Linked DNA regions of Homo sapiens: region 1 is linked to region 2. The links are chromatin loops, found by intact Hi-C in ENCODE. Cell type or tissue: endothelial cell of umbilical vein. All regions are shown on one strand. Links, peaks and the distances in the headings refer to the core of each region. The heading gives the core; the rest is flanking DNA.

Region 1 (9,304 bases), core at 849-8,848, 50 kb before region 2:
GTACATGTGTGCATCTGTGTCTGTGCATGTTCTGTTCAAGTCTCTATGTGCATCTGTGTGCATGACACGTGTGTGCATGCATGTGCACATATGTGCGTATGCATGATTGTGTGTGCCTGTGTGTGTACATGTGTGTGTGCACAAGTAGGACACGTGTGCATACACTGATTCACTATGTAATAGTGTTCTGGGCACCTCATTGTCACATTTGAACCTCAAAGTAAGGCAGGTTCTTCATTCATTGAGCACGTGAAGAGATGGAGGCTCAGATAAGTTAAACAACGAGCCCCAAGTCACACTTGAGTTAGAGTAGTCTCAACCCAGATGGAGGCATGACTTACAAGCTTGTGTGCCTTCCTACACACCTTCCTGCTCCAGAGACTCCTATGACTTCCATTAATTAATTAGCTAGTTGTCCAACATTTGTTGAGCACTTTAGGCATGGACAATGTGCCTCTTGACACTAAAATGAAAAGATTCAATCTCAAAGATGAGATGATATTGTAGTTTAAAGCAGATGGTTCCCAGTGCCAAGCATCAGGATGAAAGGGCTCCCCTGGGGATGACACTCAGACAGCCAAGAGTCAGAAGCACCTGCTCTTATGTGGGTGAGTCAGAGAAGGGGCCCAATCAGTGGCCACCCTCCAGGGTAGACTGAGGATGGATGGAGGATTACCGAACGGTGGGGAGGAACAGAGGATAAGAGGATGGGATTCCAGAATAATATGCTCAGGACACACAGCTGGTTTGAGGTGGCTGCAGCAAAGACTCCGGGAGTCACAGGAGGGCAGGACAGATGTGCTGACAGTGGGACAAGGTCAATTTCATGGATGCCTTGTAAGCTGGCTCAAGGCATTCAGACATTAACTGGGTAGTGGTGGGAGAGAGGGGTCTGGCCAGGGGAAGGTTTTGAGCCAGAGTGGCAGGTCTTGATTTGCACTGTACAATATCATGAGGCAGTGGTGTGCAGGATAAGTTGGAAAGGGGAGTGAGGCAGAGAGGAAAGAGCCAGAAGTCACTCCCAGGTTCCTCTAACTGGCTCTGCCCCCTGCCTGCTTGGTGTGGGCTGGGGGAGGGGATGGTATGGAAGCTGAACAGGTATGAACAGAAGTCCTGCAGGTAAGAATTCCACGTGCTGATTGTTGTGCTGGGTTATGAAGAGAAAGGGACAGAGGTGTGAGCGTAGGATGTGCTGGGTTTGTGAGGGCTGGGAGTGAGCAGGTAGGGGCTGGTTGGCTCAGTGGGGACTACAGGGCCCTGGCTCCAGTGGGAAATATGGTGTTCTGCAACAGAGAGATGAGTGGAAGATGGGTCACTGGCTTGTGTCCCTGGAAGAGCCCAGACTTGACCCCAAGCCATCTCCTGGTTGTAGGAGTGACTGGCAGCCACATTAGGAGCCAGCAGAGACGTGATGCTGGCAGGTGGGCTCCTAACAAACCCGCCCCATGCTCCAGTGCCCACCCTCTTGGGAGACCAGGCATTCCTGGAGCCCCTGCCCAAGGATGCTTCTTCTCTGTCATTGATTCTGGGGCATGATGGTGCTAGGCTGGAGTCCCAGGGCTCCTCCAGCTCAGGATCATTTTCCTTTACATGAGAGGATGGGGACTTGTCAGAGTTGTGAGGAGCTTCTTGCTCAAATTCAGGTCTGCCCCAGTCCCAGCCCACACCCGGGCTACGGCGGCCACCACAGGCCTGTAGAGGGCTCTTCTCAGGGCCAGGGGCTGGATATGAGGTCCCACTTAGAGGTGATAAGTGACATAGGAGAGTGGCCCCCTCGCCATCTGCTATGATTCCCACGTGACATTCACAGCTCTTTGGGATCTTCAATCTCTTTCATTGAAACATTACAGACTCAGGGATCTGGGGGCAGCCTCCGGAGCCCAGCACATGGGTGCACACTCTGGAGTCCAGCACACAGGTGCACACTCTGGGGCCCAGCACGTGGGTGCACACTCTGGAGTCCAGCAGGTGGGTGCACACTCTGGCCACCTCCTGCAGGAGAGTTGGGACACATTTGAAACCCTGGGGACAGGGTGGGGGACTTCATGGGTCTGAAGGTGGCTCTGAACCTTGGATACAGTCAACGTGTGCAATTAGGAGATTCCAGGAACCCCCTGAAATTGTGGGGAACAATTTGTGTGATTTTTTAAGTGTTCACAGCTTCCATAGTATTTTCAAAGGGGTCAATGACCCAGAAATGGTTAGAAACCTATTTCTCCTGTAAGTTTAACCACACTTCTGGTTCACTGGCATTTCTCCTGGACTGCTTTTAAAATAATTGTTGGAAAACCCCATTTCACATACTGTAGGTGGCAGCAGTCCAGAGTAAAGAGGTACTATTGCCCATTGAGGAACAGAGCCTGAGGTTGAAGGTCTGGGCTAGGGTCATTCCTTGGCAGGGGATTAATCAAAGCAAGGGGAGCTCCAGCCTGCCCAGGGTGCCTGGGGAGCCAGGATAGTTTCCAACCCAGCTGTGGGAAAAGGGCCCACGGCAGGAAGCAGGAAAGAAAGGATGGATGTCAGCGTTTAGAACCCTGGACACTTCACCAGAGAGCAGGGCTAGGAAAGGCCTTGTCACTTGGGATATGAACTTCATTCATTATAAAGCCAAATTGCGTTGTAGCCAGCTATAGCTCAGCCCTGGGGATATAGGGGAGGAAATGAGTCTGTGAGGACTTTGCATGTGCCTGCCTGGCCTACCTCATCCTGGGAGGAGGAGAGAGGTCACAAGGAACTCTGTTCCGAAAAGTACCCTCATAGTCAGAGCACACATCTGCCCTCAGTACTTGCGGCCATGTAAATTCCCAGTTGGACATGTACCCTGGGCAGTCTTATCCATGTGGACCGAAGTGCAGGAGAGTAAACCCCTTGGAGAAAGTGAGTTCAAAGATGTCCTAATCTAGTCCACATGTGGTAACTGTATGAGGACTGCCAAGGGTCCACTTTGGGCAAATTCCCACAGTTCCACTTTCTGGGTCATCGTTTTCTTCTCCCAGCATCTTCCTTAGGGATTTTGAGCTGCAGGATGGCAGAGCCCTTAATTCCTGGGCCTCATATTTCCACGACCCCTCATCTCCAGGAACCTTTCCACCGATAACTCAATCTCTCCATCCCTTGACAGAGCTCCATTTACAAGCCATACAACCATTCCCTCCTGTCTACCTCTTCTTTATTTCTTTGAGATCTATTCTGTCTAGGGCTCCTCACTGGCATTGGACCGAGGTTTCATCACCATTGCCGACTCCTCTCCCTTTAACTTCTCCCTTCACTCCTTCCTGGTTGACGCTCATCTGGAGCCCTTCATCTGCCTACTCAGTTTCAACCCTGGTCAGTCAGGGTTCTGCAGTTGCAAACAACAGACGTAGACTCTGGCTAATTGAAGCAAAATAGTATTATATAGAAAAAAATATAGAATCTGTCACAAAATAGAAAGACAGCTAAGAACCAAGCAGCTGGAGGGGGCTCTGGGTGCAAGAACTACTGTGTAGCCAGGTGGTCTCTTCAGGGCTCAGTTCTCACAGCAAACAAGCCCCAGCCAATTTCTGACCTTGAACCCCTCAGTTTGATGTTCAAATGTTCAAGAGAATCTAATTGGTCTGGTCTGGGCCCTGTTCCCAGTTTTGGATGTTGGATGCATTCAGAGTGGTGGTGGAAATGGGAGACGGTGGGTCCCTAAAGGAACATCAAGGTCCTATTACTAGGAGAAGTGGGAAGGGATGCCAGGCAGGTAGAAGCACATATGTCCATCGGAAGGCCTCAGACAGGACACAGGCACAGTGAGAAACCAGAGAACATTCCCACGGAGCAAGAACACTTCTGAATGTAACTACAGTCCTGTCTGTTGAATGTTACAAGCCCAGATTGATAAGCAAATTTCCCTGGGGTCAGCTGGTGCTAACCCCACATGGCAGGATGGAGCAAGGCTGATGGATGTTGTTTATGGAAACTGACCACGTGGTAATCTTGCAGCCACACTCCAGCTATTGTCCCGCAGGATATGAGATAGAATTCACATGCTTCAGGAAGGGTGAGTGTTAAACAGTGTGTCATTTCAGCAGGGAATGAGATAGAGGAAGAATGGGATTTCTAACTGAAATTCCACAGCTCAGCCTCTCTTTTCAAAACCCAGCAAGCCCAAGACCACCTTTAAGCTGGAGCCCAGAAGTGGGCCACCTAGTTCAGGTGAGACTAGACCTGGAGTGATGCCTGCATTCTGGCCCTGGGTCTGCCACGACTCAGCTTATGTTTTTAGATCATCAATTCATCTCCTTGGGCCTCATGTGCTCATCTTGAAAACGAGGCTAGTTGTTAAGGTAACGTTCCTTGTCATACCCTTTTCTGAAACTACAGCCAAAAGGCCCAAGCTGTACCATGTGCAAAGCTATTTGTGACTCCATCTGGGGTTTTATCACAATGTACACTGATCATTTCACTGTGTGTGTTTCCCCAGTGGTGCACAGTGATCTCCTCCAGGGCAGGGATTCTCATTTATATTTGTGTCTGATATACCCAGAATAATGAAGGACTCATGTATAATAAGCTCTGTATCTCAGAGGCTAACTTCCACAATCTTAGAGGATTCTATGTTCACAAAACACAAGGTGGGCCCCTTTCCACTGAAAGCACCCGAGAGAAAGGAAGCCACCTGGCTCGGGTAGGCGGTCTCTCCTACCATCACTGTACTGTGTTTTAGGAAAGTTATCTCTCTTTGGAGCCCACTGAAAAAAGAAAATCTAGATACAAAGAGAGGGACTGGGTCAGCTGGGCCCTCACATTTCTGGAAATAACTGAGTGAAAGGATTAGGTTAGGGCTCACCCAGGCCAGGGTGCGGCTTTCAGGCAGGAGGGCAGGGCAGGTCAGGCTCCTCTCGCCTCCTCCTATGCTGGTGGGATGAGGGGCTGTATCAAGTCACGGCATTCCTTTGTGTCATCGTGCTCTTCCATAATGACCCCCACGCTGGGACTAGGTCCATCTTTTCGAAGGAGACCCAAGGGCTTGAGAGTCACGGGACAGACCCCACAGTATGGAGTGCCATGTGGTTTTCTCCCCATGAGCCCCCCAGTGTGGGCTGCTGTTTTGATTTTAAGGATACAAAGAGCGGTCTGATAGCAGCGTTATTTATAATAGAGAAAAGCTGGAAGCAACCCACGTGTCCCTGGATGGATGAATGGATGGACGACATGGGGTCTCTCCACACAGTGGAACATTATTAAGTATTAAAATGGAAAGGAATGAAGCCGGGTGCATTGGTTCATGCCTGTAATCCCAGTACTCTGGGAGGCCAAGTCGGGAAGATCACCTGAGGTCAGGAGTTCGAGACCAGCCTGGCCAATATGGTGAAATCCCATCTTTACTAAAAGTACAAAAATTAGCTGGGCATGGTGATGCACGCCTGTAGTCCCAGCTACTTGGGAGGCTGAGGCAGGAGAATTGCTTGAACCTGGGAGGCAGAGGTTGCAGTGAGCCGAGATTGTGCCACTGCACTCCAGCCTGGGAGATGGAGCAAGACTCCGTCTCAGTAAGTAAGTAAGTAAATAAATAAATAAATAAATAAATACATAAGTGAAATTCTGACACATGCTGCAACATGGATAAACCTTGAGGACATTACGCCAAATGAAATAATCCAGTCACAAATATATGAATATTGTATGATTCCACTTATATGAGGTCCCTAGAGTAGTCAAATTCATAGAGCTATTAAGTAGAATGGTGGTTTCAAGGGGTTGGGGAGAGGGGTAAATCGGGAGTTAGTGTTTAATGGGTGCAGAGTCTCAGTTTGAGAAGATGAAAAATTTCTGGATATCCGGTGGTGTGGTTGCACAAAAATGTAAATGTTCTTAATGACACTAAAATGTGCACCTAAAAACGATGAAGACAGTAAAAGGAGAGAGAGAGACAGAGAACTGACTGCATTTTTAATACAAGAAGCCTCAATATTTAGACTTCCAATAGAACTCAAAATATCAGCCCTGGTGATAAAAGAAGAAACCAAAATGAATGGCAAAGCAACAAGGCCAGCAAAATGAATCCGGATGTGGGCCAGGCTTAGCTCCACCTCATGCTGAAGTCCCTGGCCTGCGACAGCCTGAGCCCTGCCCAAGGCCCCTACAAGCCCAAGGGACAACTCCGCAGCCCCCGCAGCCCGGCTTCTGCTCTGTGTGCACACAGCACACATGTGAATGCTGCACCTCTCGGAGCCTCACAAAACACATGCAAACTCAGGCAAAGTCCTTTTGAGCACAGTCTGGAGTCTGGGGAAACAGAAGTGTGACAGAAGGGGTTTTCATAGCCAAAATGTAAGGAATTGCAGTAAGAACTGAGTAACACCTGCGAACATTGACCCGCGCTGTCCACGTAACTGCCCCAAGACCAGCAAGCTTCACTGACGCTTCTGCTTGTCCAGCGTCTTTTCATGTCTCTGACTCTTCCATTCTTCCTCTTTACCACCGCCTCCCCGCCCCACCCCCACCACCACCACCACGTCTTCCTCATTCTCCCTAACTTTCCCCAAAAGCGGTAGATTCCTTCATTGGAATGGCGGAGCAGCTCTTGCCTCCTCTGGGGCCTCTGTTGCAGGGTTGAGCTGCGTTCCAGTGGCTCATCTTTTACACGACAATTCTCAGGGGACTCTCCCAATGTTGGTTCTGCACCTAAGAGGAATTCTTAGCAGCAGCAGCAGCTAAGAAGACACAGCGTTATTCACAGCATTCCTGGGCTACTGGGAGATACTAATAGCTGCTGGGAAAACTAGCTAGGTATCTGGGGATGGGGAGAAGATGTAATTTAGATTCATCCATATCTTACATCAAAGTAGCAGAATAAGTTCAGATAGAAAAAGGAATGAAATGCAAAAATGTTCCATAGAAGTCAATACTTGATCCAAGCTATTTAAGATTAAAAGTAATGGAAGAAATAATAAAATGAAGGTTGAGAGGCTCAGCTACATAAAAATATGAAACTCCTATATAAGTGGGCAACTTTTAAAGACAATCAGTGTATTTGGGAATAATCTATATTAAACATGACTGGTTTCTACCTTTTATATAAAGCTCAGACAAAGCAATAAAAAGAACGGTAATGTGTTTAATGTAAAAGGTGATGATTAAACAGACTGTTCTCTGCAGATGAAATAAAAATGGTTAACATAAAGCATTTCAATTTAATTTTGAAAGAAAACCAAATTCCACATCAACATGTAATTTACTTTCTGTATAATTGTCTAAAGATTTTAATGATAATCATTAATGTTAGCAAATCTGTGGTGACATGGGGAAAGAAAAGTAGTCTCAGTTTTTATAGAATTCTAAGTTTTAAGAAACCTCCCAGAAAGCAATTTGGCAATTATGATCAGAGGCCTTATGATGTTCGTTTGGATCAATTCTTCTAGGAATCTATCCTGAGTACACTCATTGAAATATTTATACCTAGCTTTTTACAATGGTGTTTTTTTTTTCTTTTTTCTCTTTCTTTCTTTTTTTTTTTTTTTTTGTAATGGAGTTTCACTCTTATTGCCCAGGCTGGAGTGCGATGGTGTGATCTCAGCTCACTGCAACCTCCACCTCCTGGGTTCACACAATTCTCCTACCTCAGCCTTCTGAGTAGTTGGGATGGTTTCTTACGTGTGAAAATCTGGCAACAATTTTAATGTCTAATAGCATTTGGATGGCTAAATTCCATAAAATGGGATATAATACAGATACTAAAAATAATGTTTTGGTAGATTTCACTGACAATTAGTCAATATTAATTTTAAATGAAATATTAAAATATTCTATATGAATTTAATATTTCTTAATAAGTAAACATGCATATATATTCATAACATATTATAACATTGTATAAATATTTTTAGCAAAAGACTGGAAAGATGCTGAGACAACTGGATATCTTGGGAAGAAAAATGCACTGTATAAAAATCACACCCAGATTTATTATAAATTTAAATGTTAAAGGAAAAATAATGAAGACTGTAGAAAAAAATCACATTTTAATGAACATGAAATAGACAAAGAGTTCTTAAGCAGGACACAAAGAGTGCTGAATCATAAAGAAAGAAATAAGATAGCATTAAAACAGTCTGAAATGAATAGAAATGAAAGCCACTTCCACAGTAGAAGAAGAGATTTGCAATACATATGTCTAATATATTAAAAATGTTTTAGATCAATAAAGAGATGAAAAGCCTAGTAGAAAAAATGAGACATTTCACAAATGAGGCTATCCAAATGTCTAATACACATGAAAAGAATGGCTAAAATGAAAAAGATGGGGAAAAACAAAGGGTCGATGATATGGTTTGGCTGTGTCCCCACCCAAATCTCATCTTGAATTCCCATGTGTTGTGGGAGGTACCTGGTGCGAGGTAATTGAATTGTGGGGGCAGGTCTTTCCCATGCTGTTCCATGAGAGTGAATAAGTCTCACAAGATCTGATGGTTTTGAAAAATGGTAGTCTCCCTGCACAAGCTCTCTCTTTGCCTGCTGCCATCCACATAAGACGTGACTTGCTCCTCCTTGCCTTCCACCATGATTGTGAGGCTTCCCCAGTCACACACTGTGAGTCCAATTAAACCTCTTTCTTTTGTAAATTGCCCAGTCTCAGGTATGTCTTTATCAGCAACGTGAAAATGGACTAATGCAGTTAATAAGAATGTAGATTGAGCTGCCAGCAGGATCATGTACTGTTGGTGGGAGTGTAAATTGGTGCAACCACTTGGGAAAACTATTTGGCCATAGCTACAAAAGTTGATTACAGGTGTAATTAGCTATGTAATTTGTAACTACATAGCTATGTAATTTGTAATTCCCACACTGTTCTTATGATAGTGAATAAGTCTCACAAGATCTGATGGTTTTGAAAAATGAGTCTCCCTGCACAAGCTCTCTCTTTGCCTGCTGCCCTCCATGTAAGATGTGACTTGCTCCTCCTTGCCTTCCGCCATGATTGTGAAGCTTCCCTAGTCATGTGGACTTATAAGTCCAATTAAACCTCTTTGTAGGCTATGTAATAGTGATGTAATCTGTAATTACACCTGTAATCAGCTTTTGTAGCTATGGCCAAATAGTTGTGTGGTACCAGTCCATGGCCTGTAAGGAACAGGGCTGCACAGCAGGAGGTGAGCAGTGGGCAAGTGAGCATTACCATCTGAGCTCTGCCTCCTGTCAGTTCTGTGGCAGCATTAGATTCTCATAGGAGCGTGAACCCTACTGTGAACTAAGCATGCGAAGAATCCAGGTTGCAAGCTTCTTATGAGAATCTAATACCTGATAATCTGTCACTGTCTTTCATCCCCCCACCCCT
Region 2 (9,304 bases), core at 921-8,920:
TCTGTCATATGTCTTCCTTCAAGCTTTCACAAACTGTTTACGCTATGACCCAAATTCCACCTGGAAAATGCATCAATAGAGCATGTACTGTAGCCTCCTCCATCCTCAACAGCGGAGGTCATTCATCTCCTCACTTCTTTGCTGGGAAAGTGATGGGAACTTGCAGCAGCAGAGACTCCTCATAACACATCAGCCCACCTGTCACCTGCTGTCATAATCAAACGTCACCTTCAACCAGCACCTTGCATGCTCTGAGCTTGACGCACATTTTTGCACTGCCTTTTCAGGAGTCACTTCATCCAGTTCCCTGGCAGTTACTTTCAAGCTAGAAGACACTAGCTCCATGTTCCACAGTATTTCATGCATGCCTGTCTCCTAGCCTTGCCAATACAGTGTCATGAAGAATCTGTGCACATAAAGGTCCAGTCATCTTTCATCACCAGGGCCTGAAATGAGTGGTCATTCATTAAATGTTTGCAGGCAGGAAAGAGAAAGTAGGGGGAAGGAAGGAGGGAGGGAAAGTGTAATAGCGTGAAGCCACAGCAGTTTAGCAGAAATAAGACACAAGGCACTGGCCAGGTGCAGTGGCTCATGCCTGTAATTCCAGCATTTTGGGAGGCTGAGACAGGAGGATCACTTGAAGTCAGGAGTTTGAGACCAGCCTGAGCAACATAAAAGTATCTTTAAAAATTAAAAAATATATACAAGCATTAATTTAACAAAGATGTGAAATGATAAGCAGTAGCAGAGGATAGCGAGAAGAGTGGAGGCACAGCTGTTTAATGGATGCTGCCAGCACCCCACCAGCATCACCTAGGTACTCTCCATTCATACACATGCCCATGGCTTGTGACCTTCAAACCCCTGTGCCTGCTGCATGAAAGAGTTCAATGGCTGCAGGGCCAGGCATGGCTGACCAAGCTGGGGAGTTAATATCCCAGGGCTGCTCTCAACTATGATGGAAGGCAGCGAGTGGGTGAATACCCAGCTTCCTCTTCCCCCAGCAGAATGTAGCGGATGAGCCCGAATGCCCTCGGGGCGGGGGGGTGGTGGGGACCTGCTTACAAGAACTCCCTGCCTTGGTTTCCCACCCTCCCCCACCCCTTTCCCGACTCACTTGCCATGGCTCTCTAGGATCACCTCTAAAATACATGACTTGCACTCACATCTTGGTTTGGGGGTCTGCTTCTGGGGGAGCCCAACCTAAGCCAGTCCCCAACTGGAATAAGCTAAGTCACTTGCACAGATGTGAGACACGTTAGAAGCTGCAATCGTCTCACATTGTCTCTGAGGCCTCTGAAAATGTACAGAATTAGTAAAAACCCTGCTATTGACTAAAGAAAGCCTCAGATCTGGCATGACGGCTAACCAGTTATAAAAATAGTTGAAAGTAATTGCACGCTTCCAACGACCACCTCCGCCCCCGACAGGGTAATGCTTCAATTCCCTGCTCTGTGCAGTGATTTCCTGTATCCTTATTTTCATCTTCTGACTCCTCTGCTGCTGTAGGAAAAGTTCCCTTGTGCAGCTCAGCGCCTTTTTCTGTTCAACCAGTTCCCAAGCATCACCCACTCGGGAGAGCTGTGCAGGAGAATCAGGCTCTGTGCGTCTACACAGGGAAGTGACCCCGGCTGAAAAAAAATATTAACAACTGAAATGTACACAAAATGGGGTACATTTTGAGTGTGTGGGCATGATTAGTTATTTAATCTGAGTTTTTCTATGAGAGCTACAGACACAAATGACCAATTATATAATGACCCTATCCTGCTTCAAACTGATTTCTTGGCTTGAGGTGGGGGAGGCTGGCCCTGTGCTTGCCATTCTTCCCCTCACGGCATGTGTCCTTCATGGGGTCACCACCTCTTCCCACGTCTGTGCTCCTCTCCAGAATGGCACCTCCCGAGAGCAGACGTAGTGTCTTGCTCACCTTCGTATTCTCCACAACCCAAGCAGTGTCCAGGGTCATTCAGGAGATGCTGGCTGAGTGAAAGCAGATGGGTGAATTCATGGGCTTTTGCTCATTTTCTCTCTGTCCTTTAGGTGTCAGAAGACATGCACTTCCAGGAAATTCTTTTTCCAAGAACCTGCCTTTATAGGGATGCTTACATTTTAAAAGGATCATTCAGAGGAACATAAAAGTTTATACTTGCTTTTATTCAGTCTAAGAGTTGTCTTTTAACAGAAGAGTTTAAACATTTACTTTGCCATATTAACTGATTTGCTTGGTCTTAATTCTGTCATCTTAATTTATGATGTTTATTTATGTTTCCCTCATGCTTCCAATGTATTTCCTTCCCTACCTTTTGCCATATTGCCAGGCAGTACTTGTTCTCTTTTTTCTTGATGATTTGTGCATTTTCTGTTTACTTCACTAACAACGGTAATGCTTAAGTTTGATTTGCATATATATACATATATATATATAAATCAACATTTGTATAAACTGCATCCTTTAGCTTTCTTATGTAGGATGAGATGTTAACATGTAGCCTGTTATTGGTCTTTTACCTTTCTCACGTAGGATGAAAGCATGTAGCATGTTATATTGTTTTTTTTTTCTTTTGCTCTATCTCCCTTCCAAGCTGTTGGTAAAGTCAGTGAGAATTTAAATTGCAGATGATTATCGTTAAACTATTTTTACATTACAGATCATTTCTTTTTAGTATTATTATTATTATTTTTTGAGACGGAGCCTCGCCTTTGTTGCCCAGGCTGGAGTGCAGTGGCGCTATCTCGGCTCACTGCAACCTCCACCTCCCACTTTTAAGCGATTCTCCTGCCTCAGCCTTCTGAGTAGCTGGGATTACAGGCACGTGCCACCACACCCAGCTAATTCTTGTACTTTTAGTAGACACAGGGATTTGCCATGTTGGCCAGGCTGGTCTCGAAATCCTGACCTCAGGTGATCTGCCCGCCTTGAGGCATTGAGTTTTATAAACTTGTTATCAATGTTTACTTACTCCTTCATGTCCATTTCATGTGGTTTATTTTATACAAATCTTCCCTGTTATTACCTTCCACATTTTGATCATTGCTCAGTTCTCAGGAGATCTTTCCTGGCAACTTTCACAGTGGGGGAAGGGGCCCTTCCTGAGATCGTTGTGATTGTGGCCACAGGAAGGGACGATACTTGGCAAGATTGGATGCTGGGGCCACAGATGTCCCCTCAACACTCAGAAGCTGCGGGTCCACTGTGACTGATATATCTTGCTGCAAAGAAGTGAAATGCCTGTTTTGTTTTGTTTTGTTTTGTTTTGTTTTGTTTCAGCAGGTTGCCTGTATTTCTGGAATTTTGAAATCTTCACAGAGATGTATCTAATTGTATGCTTTTCTTCTTAAAATCCAAAATGCAAATCGTTTCACTTTTTTTCTGATTATAAAAGTAATAAATACTCAGTTTTCTGGAGGAGCCAATCTACTATTGACTACTTGATTAGAAACAAAACAAAACTTACGAAGCATCCTTCCCAGTTTATACTACTCCCTTTTCTCTCTAAAGAATGTCCTCAAATCTCTTTGAGAATGTGAATTGGTTATTTCAGAGTTATCTTGTGCTCCTGAGGCAGGCTGTCAGCATAGGGAGGTATTTGTACAGGTTGGTCCCTTCTTTAAAACCATGGATGCTGTTCAGATATCTCACAATTTCCAGTTTGCTGGGTGTTCCAGTGGAGAGATGTGTTAGTTCCTGAGCCCTCAGCTGAGGATCTTGAGAGGCTCCTGACCCCTGGAGCCAGGTTCCTTTCAGAGTTGCCACAGAGCCTGTCCTCTGATCTGCTTGGGGGATGTATCCCCAGTAGGTCATATTCTTTGTAGTATTTAATTCACATATAAACACGAACAATATCTCATATTACTGGCTAATTTTAAATTAGAAATGTTCTGTTACTTGTACCTCTTTAAGGAAGAGACCACACATTTCTACTTTTTATTCCCCTTAACACTTACACTGTTCGAAGGTAATACATCAACTGACTTGTTTGCATGGTGGAATTATGGAAAATACAAAATATAGGCATGTTTGCTAGACAGATATTTGAATGTAATATTTTATTCTTTCTTCTAGGTCGCTTGGAAAGGGTCCTGACCCACCCACCATGTCAAGCAATTATTTTTCTGGACAGCTTCCTGATGTCCCCAAGGAGAGAGAGAGCGTGACAGCCAGTGAGGGAAAGCATGCCACAGGTCCCGCCTGCTAACCTGGCAGGAGGGTGCTTGCAACACCTAATTTATCAACGCTTGTTTTCCCTGCTGGAGCCAAGTACACAAAATCACTCCGCCAACAGAGAAAGAGAAAGGGGAAGCCATTCTTCACCTTTTTCAGTAATGTATTTTTGTTTTGGTCAATTTCCCAGATAAATTATGGTCTTGTCTCATTGCTGCATTGGTGGAATTCTTGCTAGTGTTATTTAGTACATTTTAAAGCTGTGTGAAACCAAAAGGTACTTAAAAAAAAAAAAAAAAGGAAAGTTAACCAAATTGAAGGGTAAATTTTTTACATTGTTCCACTGGCTCCAGTTGGAGCTTAATCATCACGACCCTTCCTTCAGTCCACAGCGCCTGCTTCAAGATGCAGCAGAAGTCAAAATTGCAAGAGTCTGGATGTTTTGCTTTCGTGTAACTCATTAGGCATTTCCCCCTGTGCTATGATAAATGTCTCTCTCAACCAGAAATTTTATCTCACCTGTGTATGTCCCTATTTCACTCTGCGGAATCACTCTCAGGAAATACAAGCTAATGATGTCTGTGGTTCTGAAATTTCCTTGTTATTATTTGTTTAAGACATTTTTTAAAAAAACCTGTGGACAGCTTATTAAAAGGATGCTGAGCAATGAAAACATTATTAGACCATATTATTGTTTATTGTACCCAGATGTCGTGCATTTTACACATCCCAAAGGATTAGTAGTAATGTTGGATACCAAAATCTTACTTTTCCTTGCAGATATTGAGACTAAATTTTTCTCATTAAAAACAAAACATTTACACTGAACAAATGGTGCGTGTCCGGGTGAAGCATCAGGTCTCAAGAAGGCAACACTGCTCAAACGAGACTTAGGACAGAACTGGAGACCAAAACAAAGCTGAGGCTACTGTTGGAAATACTGGTCTAAAAAAAGGAAGAGTGTGGTATGCTTGTTTTTTAGTTTTATAGAATTTTCCATTTGGAAAGGAGAGAAATGCATACATCCAAGCTGAAATAAACCATTCTAGCAAACATGCCGAGGAATAATTTTCAAGAATGTTTTGTTTTTAATGAAAAGGAAAGCAAATCAAAGAAAACCTGGGTAAGTGTTAAAGAGTACTAAATTTATAGTAAGGTTCAGGCAATCTGCCCACTGCAATCAGAAAGGTTTGGGCTGTTAGTCATTTAAGACACACAATGGGAAAATAAACAAAGAAGGAGGAAGGGGGAATGGTAAACTGTAGTTTGGCAGCAAAATTAGTCCAGCTAGTTCCATTACATATTAAACCATGTCACAAAGCAAATAATTGAAATAATGAGGAGCTCATTTTTTAAAAGATATATAGAGTAGCATAACAGAATCAACAAAAATAAGACTGTTTTATATAACAATTCAATAGACAATAAATAAGCACTCCATTTGGGGAAAAGAATCACACAATAAATGATGCTGGGATGGCTTGTGAGTAATTTGGAGAAAACTGATCTAGAATGAGAGCGAGTATTCCACATTCGCCACTCTCTTGTCTTTTGGCTTTCTATCACCTTGGCCAATGGAGGAAGACAGCAAAAAACAGGAAGGAGGAAGAGTATGAAGGGAGTCATTTCTCCCCGGCACTCCATGCCAGGTTGCTCCAGAAGGCTGTGTCTCTGTCCTAAGGGCTACAGCTTGGCTTGGGCAGTCTTTCCATACAACTCTCCAGGTTCGGGAAATTGCTTACTCATCTGCCCCTGCAAGTGCAGGGATGACAATCACTTCCAGCTGAGCTGAGCCCAGCATGCTGCATCATTCTTTGTTGATGTCCCTCAACTCCGCTGGCGCTATCTTGATTATCCTTAGGCTTACCTCAGTTCCCCAGTCCTAGTGGGCCTTCTGGTTCCTCCTGGGGCACTGACTGATCCAGGTGCCCTGGGGTTCAGTCGCTAAGTTTCAGCTTCCTATGTGATGGGGTTTGGTTCTGTCCTTGTCTAAATCTCATGTTGAATTGTAATCCCCAGTGCTGGAGGTGGGGCCTGGTGAGAGGTGACTGGATCATGGGGTGGATTTCTCACGAATAGTTTAGTGCCGTTCCGTTGGTGCTATCCTCATGATAGTGAGTGAGTTCTTGCAAAATCTGGTCATTTAAAAGTGCTCCTGCTTTTGCCATGTGATGTGTGACATGCGTACTCCCGCTTCACCTTCCACCACGATTGTAAGTTTCCTGAGGCTTCCCCAGAAACTGAGCAGATGCCAGTATCATGCTTCCTGTACAGCCTGAGGATCCATGAGCCAATTAAACCTCTTTTCTCTATAAATTATCCAGTCTCAGGTATTTTTTATAGCAATGCAAGAACAGCCTAATACTGTGCAATTTCAGAATCCCAAGTTTCTCTATTTACCCAAGACCGGGGGGTGCTCCCGCGGCCTGATTCATGCTCACAGACATGCAAATGGATGGGGGGTGTGAATTAACATAATGCTCTAACTCAAGTCATTCTCACCAGGCAATTCTGCCCCCCAGGGGACATTGGCAATGGCTGGAGACATTTTTGGTCACCACAACCTGTTGGGGAGGGTGAGGGGTGCTACTGGCTTCCGGTAGGTGGAGGCCAGGGATGCTCGCAAGCATCCCCAGTGCACAAGACAGCCCCCACGATGACGTACGACCCTTCCCGAACGTCCACAGTTAGTGCTTCCCTTGTGACCTTGTGAAGCCCTGCTCAGATTGTGAGGAGGATGATGCATTCACAGAGGCCAGTCTGCAAAGCACACTCTTCTCTCAAAGTTGATAAACCAATCTGGAAAACAAAATTTCTACCATTGACCCACTGGTGAGCACCAACCAGAGGATGAGGGGTTGGGGAGTGGCCTTAAGAGGAACAGTACTTGAGAGCTGTTGGGCTCTGAATGCCCAGTTTCTCTATCTCCACCCAGGGGATGGACCTCTCATGGGAACTGGGCAGCTCCTGCGGCAGCTCAGAAGAGCCTGCTGGTGTGCCTGGGTGGGGAGTGTGTGGGACACAGCCTCTGTGCAGGCTGCAGGGAGTCAGCCCAGGTTCCAGCACTCACTGTTCCCTGAGGTTAGTTTATTTCATCGCTGTTAGATTCTGTTTCATTATTCATCACATGTGGGTACTAACAGTGGCAAATTGTGTAGCGCTATAAGGGAATTCAATGAGATAATGCATGTGAGAGGCTTACGCTAACCTCCTGTGAATGTGGTCCTACAATGAGAGGCCTAGAGTCAAACCCCTTGTAGAAAACACTAGGTTAAATAAAATTAACCTGGATTTGCTTGTTTTCCTTGTAGGGCCTCTCAGGGCATTTAAAGCATTATTGAGCATTTCAGCTCTCTAAGAAAGGGGAACAATATACAGAGGTCTGCATACTCAGGCACCCTCAATCCCTGTATTACCTTACAGAAGTGACCTTCTCCAGCACACACCGCCGGAAACACTACTGAACCTCTGAGCACGCTGGCAAATGACTCAGTTCCTGGTGTATATATACAGGTGCCTGAGCTCATTAATTTTCTATTGGTCACTGTGAGCTTCTCTTTCAGAGGGTGGCATTTTCTAGTTGCTCCAAATCAAGGTCCTCTCTTTTGGAGTCTATAGCTGTGTTGGCCAATTTTATCCACCTGACTTTCCTGTTGTTTTTCTTTGCTCAGCTTTTAATACTGGCCTGGATTTTTAGACCTGCATTGTTATTAAATAAATGTAATATCTTTTGTTTTCCAACATTTAATCTTATTAGCTTCATTCAAAAAACAAAAGGTTAAATTGGGCTACCTGCTCATCGTCTTCTGGGTCTATGTGAAAAATGAAAAAAAAAAAAAAAAACTCCCTCCATGTTATTGTCACTTCAATCCAGGAAATTGAAATCAATACAGATACAGAAGTGGCAAGGTTTGCATTATTTTTCAGAGTCCAAAACATATGTATTTAAAATGTGTTAATAAACCATAAAACATTATACAAAATATAGAAACATTTAGTTCTCAAACTTGTGTTTCAGAAACACTCCCTTGAAAAATAAGTAAATTCAAATTACAGACTACCTAAAGTAATTATTAATGAAAGAAAAGGAAAAGAACCGGATGGGTGCGGTGGCTCACACCTGTAATCCCAGCACTTTGGGAGGCTGAAGCAGGTGGATCACTTGAGGCCAAGAGTTCAAGACCAGCCTGGCCAACATAGTGAAACCCATCTCTACTAAAAAATACAAAAATTAGCTAGGCATGGTGGCACATGCTTGTAATCCCAGCTGCTGGGGAGGCTGAAGCACGAGAATCACTTGAACCTGGGAGGCAGAGGTTGTAATGAGCTGAAATCGTGCCAATGTGCTCCAGCCTGGGCAAAAGAGCAAGACTCTGTCTCAAAAAAAAGGAAAAGAACTTAAGAATGTGAAGTCTCATGCACTAATGATTCAAAGTTTGGGAAAAGTACTGAATCATCCCCACTATAATATCAGGGCAATTGGCCATTTGATTAACACATTACAAGCCAGAGGTCACTTAATTCTGTAGGTTAGAGAACTTGCAAGAAACCAAACAGGCCACGGAGCACCAGGAGAGACAAGGAAATCCATGTGTCATAGGCAGAACTGTGCCCTCCCCAAATTCATCTGCTGAAGTCTTAATCCTCAGTACCTCAGAATGTGACCATATTTGGAGACAGGTTATTTAAAGAGGCAATTAGGTTAAAATGAGGTCATTCATGTAAGTCCTAATTTACATGACCAGTCTCTTGATACGAAGAAGTGATTAGGACAGAGACTCAACAGAAAGAAGACCACATGAAGGTACATGGAGGAGATGGCTGTCTACAAGCCAAGAAGAGAGGTCTCAGAAGGAACCAAGCCTACAGACACAGTGATCTCAGACTTCCAGCCTCCAGAACCGAGAGACAGTAAATATCTGTGGTTTAAGCCACCCAGTCAATGGAACTGAGTTATGGTAGCCCTTGCAGCCTCATACACCATGGCTCTGGGTTAGACATCCTCCGGGCTCATCACCAAGTGTGAATTCCCATGATTAAACACCATGGTTTTCCCCTGCACAGGCTGCTGCTGGAGTGTGCCATCACTTAGACTGGCTTTTCTCATCATGGGTTCCTTCTTTGAGATGTAACCAAGGC

The links. Peaks named below come from ENCODE experiments on the same cell type or tissue, not always from the same donor. Only the 100,000 strongest peaks of a DNase experiment are listed, where the experiment ranks them.
Region 1: a loop joins it to region 2, with 2.1 times the contacts of the local background. A loop is called at or near these places in 2 of 110 quality-filtered maps.

The regions. Positions count from the first base shown.
Region 1 is chr2:236,943,154-236,952,457 of GRCh38, forward strand. All of the region lies in intron 2 of COPS8-DT (COPS8 divergent transcript), which reads right to left. Among named protein-coding and RNA genes, the nearest start is that of COPS8-DT, 140 kb to the right of the region's middle. In endothelial cell of umbilical vein, for the core only: no CTCF peak of the experiment used is centred there; DNase peaks (open chromatin) are centred at 2,458 and 3,928; H3K27ac peaks cover 1,314 bases.
Region 2 is chr2:236,993,037-237,002,340 of GRCh38, forward strand. The region is part of intron 1 of COPS8-DT (COPS8 divergent transcript); the gene reads right to left. Among named protein-coding and RNA genes, the nearest start is that of COPS8-DT, 88 kb to the right of the region's middle. In endothelial cell of umbilical vein, for the core only: no CTCF peak of the experiment used is centred there; DNase peaks (open chromatin) are centred at 5,385 and 5,885; H3K27ac peaks cover 2,052 bases.